2 separate regions of the Homo sapiens genome follow, and region 2 is linked to region 1. A link is a contact called in ENCODE Hi-C data. All regions are on one chromosome and are shown on one strand. Each heading gives the region's core, a stretch centred on a gene start or an enhancer-like site at or near the end of the contact. The rest is flanking DNA. Distances are from core to core; before and after follow the strand shown.

Region 1 (7,162 bases), core at 1,104-3,603:
AATAAATAAATAAATAAATAAATAAATATAGCACCACTGCCATTGCTGCCATTTCCATGTCTTCCTCCTGGGCCCAGCCCTGCCTTGCACTCCTATGCCCTTTATTTTTCTCCATAGCTCTTCTCACCATTCCATACCACACATTGTTAATTGTCTTTCACATGAGGGCACTGACTTGCTCTGTTTTGTTCAAAGCTGTATTCTCAGTGTCTTGAACATGTCTTGCACCTAATAAATGCTTAGCAAGTATCTGTTGAGTGAATTAGAATTTAACAGCTATATGATAAGGAAAAAGGAGTTACTTTCCCCATTCTCACTTAACTCTCCAACCCCACTCTTCCGCCCCCACATGCCAAAACCAAGCTTATGTCAAGAAATTAAGCTTGGCAAGCATCTGCCTGGGGGTTTACATTCACTAAAAGCGTGATTATCCTTCTGTCAATCATGGGGGAAAATAAAAAATAAAAGTGTGGGCAGGGCACAGTGGCTCATGCCTGTAATCCCAGCACTTTGGAAGGCCAAGGCAGGAGGATTGCTTGAGCTCAGGAGTTTGAAACCTGACTGGGCAACATGGTGAAACACCATCTCTACAAAAACTACAAAAACTAGCCAGGTATGGCAGCGTGCACCTGTGGTTCCAGCTACTCAGGAAGCTGAGGTGGAAGGTTTGCTTGAACCCACGAGGTCAATGCTGCAGTGAGCCTAGATCGCGCCCCTGCACTCCTAGCCCGGATGACAGAGTAAGACCTGGTCTCAAAAAAAAAAAAAGTCAAATCAGAAATTAAAAAAAAGTGATTTTTTTCCCTCAAAAATTACCCCTAGCCCAGAGTATGTTCACCTCTAGATCTTCCCCTAGGAGGCAGCACATTACAGTACAATAATTGTCAAATACAGAGAGCCGTTAGCTTCTTAGGACCATCCCTGCAAATCCAAGGATGAGATCCAGGACTCCACACGCTAGATGATGCTGAACGAGTGAGCTTAGGACCACACTTGGAGAATCACTGGATGTGTTCTGGAAGTCAAACAGATCTCTGTTCAGATCCCAGCTATACTGCTCAGCAGTCATATGGCAATGGTTTTGTAAAACTTCACTGTACTCAGCATCAATTTCTGACCTGTAAAATGGGGTAACATTACCTAACTTGCTGGTTTGTAAGGCTAACACAACTACCTACCACAGTGCCTGGCACATAGCATTTACTCAATAAACGACAGCTATTAGTCTCTGTCCCTTGCTATATCCTGCCTTGAGATTCCTGATTTTAAAGGGTCCATTCCTTTCCCACAGCTTTGGCCCTCCATTTCTTATTGATTCAATTTTCAAAAACAAAAAGTTCTGCTTAATCTAGTATTGCATATCACATTAGTTGTAGATTTCACATAAAGAACTGTTGGGGACAAGGAGAAAAGACAGGTTAACTAGAATGGGCGCCGGAAGGCAATTTAAGTTCTGAATGTTTCTAACTCACTGTGATCCCCAATCTGTGCAAGGAAGGAGCCCAGGCTGATAGTCTATGAGTTTGGAGAGCTGGGTACAAGTCCTAGCTCTGCAAAAGACTTGCTGTGTATTTTTAGGCAAGGCTCTGGGCCCTCTCTGTCTTCTCAGTGTTTCCATCCATCCAGTGAAATAATACCAACTTAGTGTGTGAGTCCGAAAGAACAGGTCCTGATTTTGTACTTAATCGGGTGTGTGATTTTTAATAACCAAGATAACCAAGCCGTCTCGCCTGTGCCGGCCTCAGTTTCCCCATCTGTCCGAGGTGGTGGTGGCTCCTATCTCCTCGATCCCTATTCCAGATATCTAGGTTCGAGACGGATCAACGAGGACTGGAAAAGCAGCGGAGTGCGTGGCACCCGGCGAGATACGGCGAGATACGCGGGATGGAGGGCGGGTGGGCAGCCGCCAGCCAGACGGGCAGGCCCGGATCACCAGGGTGCAGTGCCACTCGCCCGGCCCCGGACCACCCGGGAAATAACCTGACGCACGCCCCGCTCCACGGCGGCGACCCCTGATCTGGGATTCTACCGCGCGGGGACCCAGGCAGAATGACTCTGGGAGGGGCCCGCTGACCGCTTGGCGGCCAGCACCGCTCCCTCCCTCTTCCCTGGTCCGCTTCCCTCTTCTCACCTCTCGGGTCCGGGCCGCTGCAGGCAACCAGGCGCCGCGGCACGCGTCTTCCACCGTGGCCTGACTGAGGTGGACACCGCGGCGCCGACAGAGCTATACCTGCCTGTCCCTTTCCCCGCCCATCGCTCGGACTCCGAAGGAGGCGGGGCCCGGCTGCCGGGACCTACGGGCGCGGCGAGGACGCACCGGCGAAGAGATGCCGGAGGCAGAGCCAGTGTAAACGCCCGCGGCCGAGGCCGTCACGTGGTACTGCCGGGCGAGCGACGCTACCACCAGCCAATAACTCGGCCCAGACCGGGGAGGGTGCCGCCCTCTGACTACTCTCCTCCTCGCGATTGGCTGCCCTGGACAGAAGAGCACAAGCTGGAAGGATTCTTAGAGAGGTTCCGCCGCTGCTTCCGTGGCGTTGACTCCTCCGCGGAGAGAGCGGATGACCGGCCTCGGCGGCTAGCCTGTGGCCAGGGTGAAATAGCAGGAGAGGCGCGGAAGCGCTCTGCCCAGAGTTTTGAAGTGCTCAGCGTTTGCGATCGGCCACCTCTTTATCCAGTACTACTTGGGACCCCGTTCCCTCCCACCCGCCTTTGTAGAACGGGAAATTGAGGCCCCGAACGGGAAAAGAGCTCCTAGAATGTTAGAGGCTCTTGCCTCACTATAACTCATTCCCCATCAAAGATTCCAGTAACCGGAAGGCTAAAATGTAAATTAAAAGGCCGGGCGCAGCGGCTCACGCTTGTAATCCCAGCACTTTGGGGGACCGAGTAGGGAGGATCGCTTGAACCCAGGGGTTCGAGATCAACCTGGGCAGTATAGCCGAACCTTGTCTCTATAAAACATAAAATGTAAATTAAAATGTAATTGTAGTTTTTGTTAAAATCCTTAGTGGGTTTAATGGCATTTGTAGGTAAAATCAAACCCTCCCTATGCCAAGGTACTGTGTGCTTCGGGCACTCATCTCTGCCCCCCTCCCTCGCTGATCTCCACCCATACTGGCCCCCTTTGCTCGCCACGCTTGTTCTCTTTAGGGACCTAAACATTGGTTCTGGCCATCAGATTTCTTCTGGTCTCTCAGGTCTCAGCCAAAACACCAGCCCTCTCCATGGCGAGGCCGTCCCTGACCACCCTGTGTAAACTAGCCACAGCCAGTCACATCCTTTCAGGTCATCTTGATTTAATTATCTGCCTCGAACTGGCCACTATTGAGTATGTATTAATTTGTTCATTCCTCACCTTGTTTGTAGCTTGCATGTGCCCACTAGATGGGGGTGAAGGAGGGCCTGTGAAGGAAGCATGATTAACTTCCTTTCCTTCCCTTTCCGGTGAACGTCTTCACAGTCATTCAAGGAACTCCCTTTCTTATCTAGAGATGATCCCCAAGTTTCTGTCACCCATCAGATTCAGAGTTTCCAAAACGTCATAAGCTGTCTTGGGAATCAGAACACAAACACTTGGGTTCTACTCCTGATGCTGCCCCTTGTGGCTGAAGACAAATCATTTCACCTCAATGGGCATCAATGTTTTCACCTTTCAAAGGGTAGTTAATGCCCTAGCACCCAGAGTCCTGGAGAGGGTCAGGTAAGGCAATCAGTGTAAAGTACTTTGTTTAAGCCCTAAAGACTGCACAACAAGCAGAATAAACAGTTTCTGGATGTTTATCACGTGCCTGCGCAGAACTCTTCACATTCATTACATGAGTTAATCCTCACAACAGCTTTAGAGGAGGTGCCATATTATGATTCTTCTTTTTTTTGGTGAGGAAATGAGGCTCAGAGATGTTAGGTGATCTGCCCAACGTCCCACAGTTAATAAGTGACAGTAGCATGATTTTAACACAGTCACGTCTGACTGCAAAGCCCACTCTTAACCACTACACTCACTGTGCTATGCAAATGCAAGAATCCACTCCAATCCTTGCAGCTGACATTTATTCATTTATTTGTTTGTTTTCTTGTCTGTGTGGGGAAGCCAGGACCTTGCATATAACAGGCACCAATAAAGATTGGCCAAATTTGGCCGGGCATGGTGGTTCATGCCTATAAGCCACTTGAGCTCAGGAGTTAGAGACCAGCCTGGACAACATGGTGAAACTCCAACTCTACCAAAAATAGAAAAAAGTAGCCAGGCATGGTAGCATGTGCCTGTAGTCCCAGCTACTCAGGAGGCTGGGGTGGGAGGACAGCTTGAGCCCAGTAGACAGAGGTTGCAGTGAGCCGAGATCGTGCCACTGCACTCCGGCCTGGGTGACAGAGTGAGACCCCATCTCAAAAATAAAAACAAAAGCAAAAATAAAAAACCAGACCAGTCAAATTTAATACTGCCTATCATTCTTTGATTTTATTTCATACATATTCATCTGCATCACAGACGAAGAAATTGGGGCTCAGAATAGTATTACTTACCAAGTTTATTCAGCTAACAAGCAGTAGATTTTGAGATGGGATGGAGGTGGATTTTGACCTGGGAGCTGTGACATGCCAGCACCCAAGAACATGCAAGCTATGGCCCGGGGCCAGGAGAAGGTGCTAGTAAAGAAGCTTTAGGTTGGCCATTGGTGCCTCTCTGCCTCCTAGTTCAGCATCCCTGGCTGCTGTTTACTGTTGTGGTCCCTCGCTGATCTCCACACACACATCCCAAGGAGCTCCATGGAGCCAGACTTTGGTCTGCCATGCTACTTTCCCTTCACCGATGTTCCAGTGCTCCACAACAGGAATCAAAGGCAGCGGGTGGAGGGGTGGGGTGGGGGGTGGGGGTGAATAACTAAATCCCTGCTACTGGAAAGCTGGCCAATAATTAGCTTTTCCTCGATGACATCACATCAGCAGCACTTGGATCTCTTTACGCCTCCTAGCCTGGGCATTTTTTCCCTCCTGTTGGTCTCAGGGTTCACAGAGGTGACTGGCAGCCGGAGGGCCACATTTTATAGCCATTACTCTTCCCAAACAGCTTTTCCAAAGCGTAACTAATGATGTATGCACTGGAGGCATGGTGGGCCAGCAAATAAGTCCTTTCAGGTTGGGGCCACTTCAGGATTTACCTCCTCAGCATTCCTGACCACCCATTCTTCCCAGGTGGGACTAGTCACTTCCTCTGAGGCCCCACTGGACCTTGAACTCCCACTGGATTCCCACTATTGAATGAACTATTCCTAGTGTGCTATTCAGGCTTCATTTTCACTGCTATAAGTGTCTTTTTTTTTTTTTTTTTTTTTTTTTTTAAGAGACAGGGTCTTGCTCTGTCACCCAGGCTGGAGTGCAGTGGCGCAATTATAGATCCCTCTAACCTCGAACTGCTGGACTCAAGTGATCCTCCCACCTTAGCCTCCTGAGTGTCTAGAACCACAGCCGAACGCCACCACACCCAGCTAATTTTTTATTTTTTTGTAGAAATGGGGGTCTCCCTATGTTGCCCAGCCTGATCTCAAACTCCTGGCCTCAAACTCCTGGCCTGAAGTGATCCTCCTACCTTGGCCTCCCAAAGTATTGGGATTACAGGCATGAGACACCATGCCTGGGCCATTTTACTTTTTTGCAAAACATTTTGTAAAATGTTAGCTTGATTGTTCTTGGAAATAGGTAACACAAAGTAAACAAATTAAAAAGGTCAAGGGTTTACAGTAAAAAGTAAATCTTCCTCATAGCCTATTCTTACCCTGGTGTACCTTTCTAGAGGCAAACACAGCACCCATTTTCCTGTGTTGCTTTCCAGGTTTATTCTATACCAGCAGTTCTCAGTTCTGCACAAGGTCAGGAGTTCGTGACCAGCCTGGCCAACATGGTGAAACGCTGTCTTTACTAAAAATACAAAAAATTAGCCGGGTGTGGCAGTGGGTGCCTGTAATCTCAGCTACTCAGGAAGCTGAGGCAAGAGAATCACTTGAACCCAGGAGGTGGAGGTTGCAGTGAGCCGAGACTGCAACATTGCACTTCAGCCTGGGCAACAAGAGCAAAACTCCATCTCAAAAAAAAAAAAAGAGTCTCTTGGGGAACTTTTAAAAAAATGGTAATGTTTAGGTCCTACTACCAGATATACTTTTATTGGTATTGACTCAGACATTGATAGTTTTTAAAAGCCTGCCATGCAGCCATAAAAAAGAACAAAATCACGTCCTTTGCAGCAATATGGGTGGAGCCGAAGGCCATTATCCTAAGAAAAACAACTCAGAAACAGAAAACCAAAGACACATGTTCTCACTTATAAGTGGGAACTAAACAATGGGTACATAAGATCATAAAGATGGAAATTACAGATACTGGAGACTCCAAAAGAGGAGCACGAGGGTTGAAAAATTACCTGTCGGGGCTGGGCGTGGTGGCTCACGCCTGTAATCCCAGCACTTTGGGAGGCCAAGACGGGTGGATCACCTGATGTCAAGAGTTTGAGACCAGCCTGGCCAACATGGTAAAACCTCGTCTCTACTAAAAATACAAAAATTAGCCAGGCGTGGTGGCGGCCACCTGTAATCCCAGCTACTTGGAAGGCTGAGGCAGGAAAATCACTTGAACCCGAGGGGCGGAGGTTACAGTGAGCCCAGATCATGCCACTTTACTCCAGCCTGGGCTAAAGAGTGAAACTCTGTCTCAAAAAAAAAAAAAGAAAAATTACCTGTTGGGTACAATGTTCACTATTTGAGTATTTGGGTATTGGGTACACTAGAAACCCAATTCCCTCCAGTATGTATATACCCATGTAACAAACAAGCACATGTACACCCTGAATCTAAAATAAAAATAAATTTTAAAAATAAAAGATAAAAAAAGCTATCCAGGATATTCTTTTTTTCTTTTTCCTTTTTTTTTTTTTTTTTTTGAAAGAGGGTCTCACTCTGTTGCCCACGCTGGAGTACAGTGGTGCAATCATGGCTCACTGCAGCCTCAACTGCCCCAGGCTCAGGTGATCTTTCCACCTCAGCTTCCCAAGTAACTGGGACTACAAGCATGTGCCACCACACCTGGCTAATTTTTGTATTTTTTGTAGAGGTGGAGTCTTGCTATGTTGCCCAGGTTGGCCTTGTACTCCTGACTCAAGCAATCCTCT
Region 2 (6,736 bases), core at 1,049-3,548, 260 kb before region 1:
CTTGGTGTTTTCAGTGCAATAAATAGCTACAAACTTCTGTGCACTCTGTGTGTCCCTGTCTTGGTCAAGCCCCTGAGCTGGGAGGTTTTTGTTAGTTTCCAGTTCCAGATCTGCCCCATGGCAAAATAAAAGTCCTGGTCTTCATTCTGATTGGACCAACTGTGGTCACATGCTCAAGGCTGAGCCAGTCACTGTGGGATTATGCCTGGACCACATGCCCCACCTGTAGAGCCAGGGATGGGGTCAGCTTTCTCCCAGGCACATGGGGGTACCCTCAACAAGAGCAAAGGGGTGGCTATGGGTTGCCTGAGCAGCCAAGAGCTAAAGCCTCTCTTGGGCCCTGGGGCAAGGTTCTTCTCCTCTGGGCCTCAGTTTCCCTGTACAATGTGGAGGTTATTCCACAAGTCCCCCACCCATTCTCTTCCCTCAGCCCAGCCTCACAGATGAGTGCTCAGGACTCACCATGCCAGAGAGTGCTTTAAAGAATGGGGAAGGGGAGGAAGGGTCTCTTTACCCATAAACATATGTCTGGACCTAGTGCCTGGGACACTTTGGTCCTTGGAGCCCGAGCTGCTGGCTTCTGGCAGGGCAGAGCCAAAGTGGTGATGCAGAGGCTTTGGCCACCTTCAGGCCACGGTAGAGTGGCCAACCTTCCCAGATACCTGTGTGAGATTTTCAGTGCTCAAAACAGGACAGCACCAGGCCAACCAGACAAGCTGGTCACCCATCCATTGCCCAGAGGCCTGGATGCCACGGGGCCAAGGAAAGGTGCCCATCGGAGCCCACAGTTCCCTCTAGACCATACTCCGGGTGCCTGGCACTCCAGAATCCCTGCACCAGCTGCCTTCCGGGTCTATCCTCACTGCTGGTGTGTGGAATGGCCAGGGGCAGTGTCTATAGGGAGTGTGCCCCTTGCACACAGGGGAGGACCTTCACAGTAAGAACACAGGCCAAGGCTGAGAAAAGCAAGAGAGGCTTGGGGGCTTCCATTTGCCACCTTTGCGGATGATGTTTTAAATTTGAATTAGATGCCAATAGTAAAAAATGAAGAGTTTTTTATTATTGCGGACATCACCGATGTCCTCAAGGGTTTAGTGGCAGGCGTCCTCCCAGCCCTGCCTTCACTTGCCCCAGTGGCTCCTGCCTGGCCCCTGCAGAAAGCTTTGAGGGCTTGGGTGGTCATTGTGTCCCTTCACCAGCAGGTGGCAGCACAGGAGCAGGTTTCAGGCAGTCCTTGGCCCTAGTACGTCTACCATGCCCTGTGAGATATCCTTTAACTCTCAAAAAGTACCGACTCCACTTAAAACACTATTATTATCTCACAGGAGAATGATGCTCTACAGTTCACAAAGTGCTTTCACAACACCTCTTGTCCTAGTTACAACAGTCCTATTTTGAAGATGAAAATGATGAGACTCAAAGGCAAAGAGACTTCTTGCAAGACTCTGACCAGTGCTCACCCCAGCCTTCTAACTCAGAGCACAGTGCTCTGTTCCCTCCAGGGGCCTCCCCTGCCCTGGTCGGTGCTGCCCTGTCCCTGGTCTCTGGACAGCCAGCGAGGAGTGACTGGGATTCTTAGGACCTCCTCCCCTTTTGACACTCTGTCCCCTTCCAGCTACTGTCTTCTCTCTCGGTTGTCTACACCCACAGTCTCCATACTCCAAAGGGCACTGCAGAGGGCCATTTCCCTTGCATTTTCCCACTGAGCGCACTGTGACACCTTCTCACCCTTCAGGACATGGCTCCAGCATCTTCTCTGGGAAGTTCCCTCACCCTCCCCAGCCTCCCCCGTCCCTGGGCTAGGTCCCTCCATGGGCTTCCACAATCTGCTCCACCTTCCTCACCACAGATCTCTGGTTTGAAGTCACCTAAGCAAGTTTCTGCAGAACTGTGTGCTCCTTGAAGGCAGGACAGCATCTTGTCCGTGCTCCGGATGTACGTGGCAGATACTGTCATTCTTGCATAGAGAAGACCCCTAGCAGATGTGCCCCTGGAATGAAGGAGGAGTGGAGGCTGTGTGGGCATGAGTATTCCACCCACCCAGAAATAACAACGGTTAACAGTGGGAACTGACTGAGTGCCAGGCACGCCCCACCTCTTTTATAGGTGCTCTCTCAATCTTCAGCATACCCCTCCACTGAGGGCACTACTATTCTCTTTATTCCGTTAATAAGAAGGTGCCCAGAGGAAAGGAACCCACCCAAGATGGCCCAGGGCACGAGGGAGGGAGGTGAGATTGAGGCTCTCAGCTGCTGTGAACACCTGCTTCCCACACCTGCTTCCCACACCTGCTTCCCTGGGGCATGCTGTGGCTGGGCTGGGCTCCAAGGAGGGCTCAGTGATAAGCTAGACCTGTCTCATGACTTCTGTCCCCCAAGAATCTCTGATGCCATTCCAGACAGTGAGAGACATGCAAAGAGCAAGAACTCAAGGAAGGCTGGGATGGGGGCTGGATCTGGAGGTGCAAAGTGTGCAGGAGCCCAGAGGAAGGAGAAGGAGAGATGGTGACTGGGCTGGATAAAACTTCGTGGGGTGCTTGATGGGATGGAGGCAGGGAGAGTGTGGAGGCCAGAGCAAAGGCTGGGAGCCCAGAACTGTGGCGGCAGGGTGAGCAGAACAGGCTTGGGAGGAGGCCATGGGGGCCGGAGGTGTCTAAGGGCTGAGTGAGCCCCGAATCTGCCATGATGTGGTGCCTTCTCAGGGCATGGGTTGTGCTAAATCTTTCAGGAAACATCCCCTGGCAGGTGCTGGGGGGTGTGCATAGGGCAGGGTGGGGCAGGTCCAGTCCCGTGGAAATGCCCTCTCCTTGTCCTTCCTCCTGGGACCAGCCCTGCCCTCCCTTCTCCACCCAGGGCCACCAAAGTCTCAGAGGCCACTTCCCTCAGGACGCCCTGGCCCAGCCATTCCTTCCCAGACCCAGGGCCTCAACTGGAGGTGGAGGGAGCTGGAGGGGGATGACTCCTTCCTTCCAGGAGAAAAGGGAGGACTGTCAGCATCCTCTCCCAAAGTGACCTTGGAGGAGTCACATCCCCTCTCTGGGCCTTCGTTTCCTCATATTACAATGACACTGAACCTGTGGGCCCCATATGTGAGAACTGAGCTGGCTGCTGCAGATTCACCAGGGAGTTTGCTAAACACACAGATGTTTTGGGCCCCACCCTCACAGAATAAGAGCCATTCTTCTGGGCAGGGGTCCAGGCAGCTGTAGTTTTAGTAAAAGCCCAGGTTTGGGAATTTGCATGGAGCATCCCTTCCCCCTCCCCGCATTGTCCCCACCCCGTTTCCACAGTCACAATGGCAGCCTGAAGATGCAGTTATCAGGGAGCCCCACCCCAGGCTTCCCACTTCCCTGTCCTCCCCTGACTCAGCTAGATCAATATTGACCATAGGCCCCTCCCCTGCCTCTAAGTCCTACCACCCTAAGCCCCAAAGCTCTCTGAGACCCTGACCTCGGATCAGCAGAATCAAGGTCAAGCCAGGCTTGGGACTGTGATGATTTTATTGCTGTGCCCACGCTCACCCTGTATCCCCCTACTCCTAGTGATTGGGCAGGGCATTTGGCTCACTGGAAAAACCTTCAGGGCTCTGAATCCTTAAACTCATTCTGCAAGAGAACTGAGACTTCCTTCCTACTAGGCAGAGCCAATCCCAATCCATCTCCGAAGAGGGGTGCTGCTCCCCTCCCTAGCTCCCGTGGCATGGTCCCCAGCAGAAGGCTGCATGGAGTGGGTGGGAGCAGAGAGCTCCCTTTTCCTCACCTCCCTCCACCAAGGCACCTCTGCAGAGCCCTCTGTCCTTGTTCAACCCACTTGTTTTATAGATGGGGACACTGAGGCTGGGTCCTCAGGGCACACAGATGGTGCTGGCAAGCCTGGGCCTCCAGTTTAGCCTGTCCCTGGCTCCAGGCACACCAACTCCCAGCCTCTTTCTCCCCAGGCTGGTTGGAGGTGGGAGCTGAGCCTCAGTTTCCTTATCTGTACAAGGGAGAGCTGGCTAATGAGATGCATCCCATCTAGAGGGTTCCTGCATGCCACATTTTGTGCTAAGCACTTTGATCACATTTTAAAAATATGTATTGAGCATCTAATTTATCTCATTTAATCCCCTGCCAAGGGAAAGCTATTCTCCCCTTTCACATCTGAGAACACCGGGGTTCAGAGAGGTGAAGCAGCAGATTCAGAGGGGCCATGGAGCCAGGGTTCCACTCTGACCAGCAGATGCCTAAAGCCTCCTTGGCTCCTACTGCCCACAGTTTTCTTTTCTTTTTAGAGAAGGTTCTTAGCCTGTCACTCAAGAGATCCTCCCAGCTGGGTAAGGTGGCTTAAACCTGTAATCCTAACACTTTGGAGGCTGAGACAGGAAGATTGCTTGAGCCCAGGAGTTCCAGACCAGCCTGGACAACAAAGTGAGACCCTGTCTCTACAGAAAAAAAAAAAAAAAATTGCTGGCGTGGTGGTGTACACCTGTGATCCTAGCTAGTAGGGAGGCTGAGGTGGGAGGATCGCTTGAGCCTGGGAGGTCAAGGCTGCAGTGAGCTGTGATTGTGCCATTGCACTCCGGCCTGGCTGATAGAAGGAGAACCTGTCTCAAAAAAACTCCACAAAACAACAACAACAAAAGCAATCCTCCCACCTCAGCCTCCTGAGTAGCTGAGACTACAGGCACAAACCACTAAGCCTGGCTTCTAAAAAATGTAGAGATGAGGTCTTGGTACATCGCCCAAGCTAGTCTCGAACTCTTGGCCTCAAGCGGTCCTATGGCCTCTGCCTCCTGAGCAGCTGGGATTACAGGCACCAGCCACTGAACCTGGCTCCCTGGCTGCAATTTTCTAGGGTTGCTGCTCACAGAGCCTATGGACTTGAGCAGGAAAAGGCTTTCTTTCCCAAAACAAAAAGTGATTCTGAATGGGGGTGCTGAGAAAAGGCCTCCCTGTGGCCAGAGGGGGCGGGCTGCTGCTCTGTCCTGGGGGAGAAGGCCAAGGCAGCAGGAAGTCAGGCGGAGACAGAGCAGGGGGGACTGTTGGCCAAGGATCCGCAGACGGGCAGCCAGCCCTGGATGCCCTTCCAGGGCAGGACCAGCTTCAGCGAGGACTCAGGCCCCAGAGGGAGTGGGCTGGAGCTCAAAGAACCAAACTTTCCATGAGCCACCAGCAAAAAATGAGTCTGGAGGAGCCTGTCTACCGCAGACCCTGGGGCTCAGCAACTAAGGGTCACGTGGGATTCTGAGGGGCCTGCAACTGTCTTAACTCTTTGCTGGATATCCCTAGAGCCACCCAAGAACTGTGTTCAGTTTGATGCTTCATGGTGCAAAGCTGTGAACCAGCCTTGTGGAGTCACTGGGGCGACTGAGAGATGAGGAGAGTCCAGTCTCTGTCCTGGAGGAGTTGGTAGTGGGACAGAGATGGTAGACACAAGTGTGTTCCTCCAATCAATAAATGTGTATCACATGCCCACCAAGCCAATGGGTGATGCTGCTACGTGGTAGGAGCTGTCATTGCCCACATTTTACAGGTAAAAGAATGAGAGCTTAGAGAGGTTAAGTGACTTCCCCAAGACCACACAGCCAGGGAGGAAATAAATCCAGATCAGTGTGGCTGAGCAGCCTGAGGCCTCTGCACCATGCCCTGCTGTGGCCCCAAAGCACTCTGGGGTCCAAGGAGAGTCTTCACTATGTGGAAACAAAATGCACTGTCTCAAAAGGATGTGAGTGCCCTGGGCAGGCAGGGCTGGGCTGTCAGGACTCACCAGATGTCGGGCTGAGTCAGACCCCCTGAAGATTCTAGGCGTCCACATCTGGTTAGGGAATTGAGGAAGGCTTACAGGGGAGGGTATATTTAGGAGGGACTTAAAGGATGGCTAGGATCCCAACGGGTGGGCGGGAAGACACTGGATCAAGGCGGAAGGCCCTGCCTAAGCCAAGGTTGGAAGGCAGGACAGCCGGGACCTGCTCAGGAGCATAAGCTGGGCTGGGGTGATGGACAGGAACACAGGGCTCAGGGCCCACTGAAGACCAAACACTCAGGTAACCAGTGTGACCCCTGGAGCCTGTTGACCCTCACTTGGCCTCGGGAATATGGCTGACCTAATGGTGTGGGTAGGAGCCCCTGCCCCTCCACTGCCTTCCCTCCTTCCCCGCCACAGAGACCACACGTTGGCAGTGGCTGTGTATAGCCAGGCTTCTCATCTCAGCATTTCCTGGTGCCCAAGGGCACCCTCTAACAAGCCCCAGAACAGGAATGAAGGGCCCCGGGGCAGCCTACCCCACACTCCAGCCAGGCACGTACGATGCCTCCCAAGGCTCCACACCAGCCTCCCAAGTTCAGGGGTCCATGGACACACAGGTCAGATGAGACCGGACATTAGAGGACTGAGTGAGGGTGGAGAGCCCTGGGGTCCGGCCTCAGCTCCAGAACATTCTCCCCATGGGACCTGGGTAAACCCTCTAGGCTGCTCATCCCTTGAGACTGCAGAACAGTCAGCCTGCAGAGAGGCTGACAGGAGGCCCTAACTGAGCTGGGCTTACAACTTTTTTTTTTTTTTTTGAGATGGAGTCTCTCTCTGTCCCCCAGGCTGGAGTGCAGTGGCATGATCTCGGCTCACTGCAACCTCTGCCTCCTGGGTTCAAGCGATTCTCCTGCCTCAGCCTCCAGAGTAGCTGGGACTACAGGCACGAGCCACCGTGCCCAGCTAATTTTTTGTATTTTTAGTAGATGGGGTTTCACCGTGTTAGCCAGGAT

What was found. Hi-C counts contacts between places; a loop is a spot of excess contacts on that map. Pooled maps may share reads with other maps.
Region 2: a map of endothelial cell of umbilical vein shows a loop between it and region 1 (16-fold over the local background). The contact joins the enhancer-like site here to the promoter of SLC26A2 in region 1. A Hi-C loop is called at or near these places in 3 of 168 maps with a recorded cell type or tissue (MCF 10A, endothelial cell of umbilical vein and mammary epithelial cell) and 4 of 50 pooled maps.

Annotation. Positions count from the first base shown.
Region 1 is chr5:149,955,949-149,963,110 of GRCh38, reverse strand. It overlaps SLC26A2 (solute carrier family 26 member 2), which reads right to left and starts at 2,353. Exons shown (of 3, transcript NM_000112.4): 1 at 2,132-2,353. RefSeq lists a silencer at 2,298-2,417 and enhancers at 3,458-3,537, 3,334-3,937.
Region 2 is chr5:150,212,798-150,219,533 of GRCh38, reverse strand. It overlaps CAMK2A (calcium/calmodulin dependent protein kinase II alpha), which reads left to right. Exons shown (of 19, transcript NM_015981.4): 19 at 1-43. Among named protein-coding and RNA genes, the nearest start is that of SLC6A7, 26 kb to the right of the region's middle. Within about 2 kb of position 2,298, at least 2 of the 41 ENCODE cell types and tissues checked have a DNase peak (open chromatin) inside an H3K27ac peak, as active enhancers do.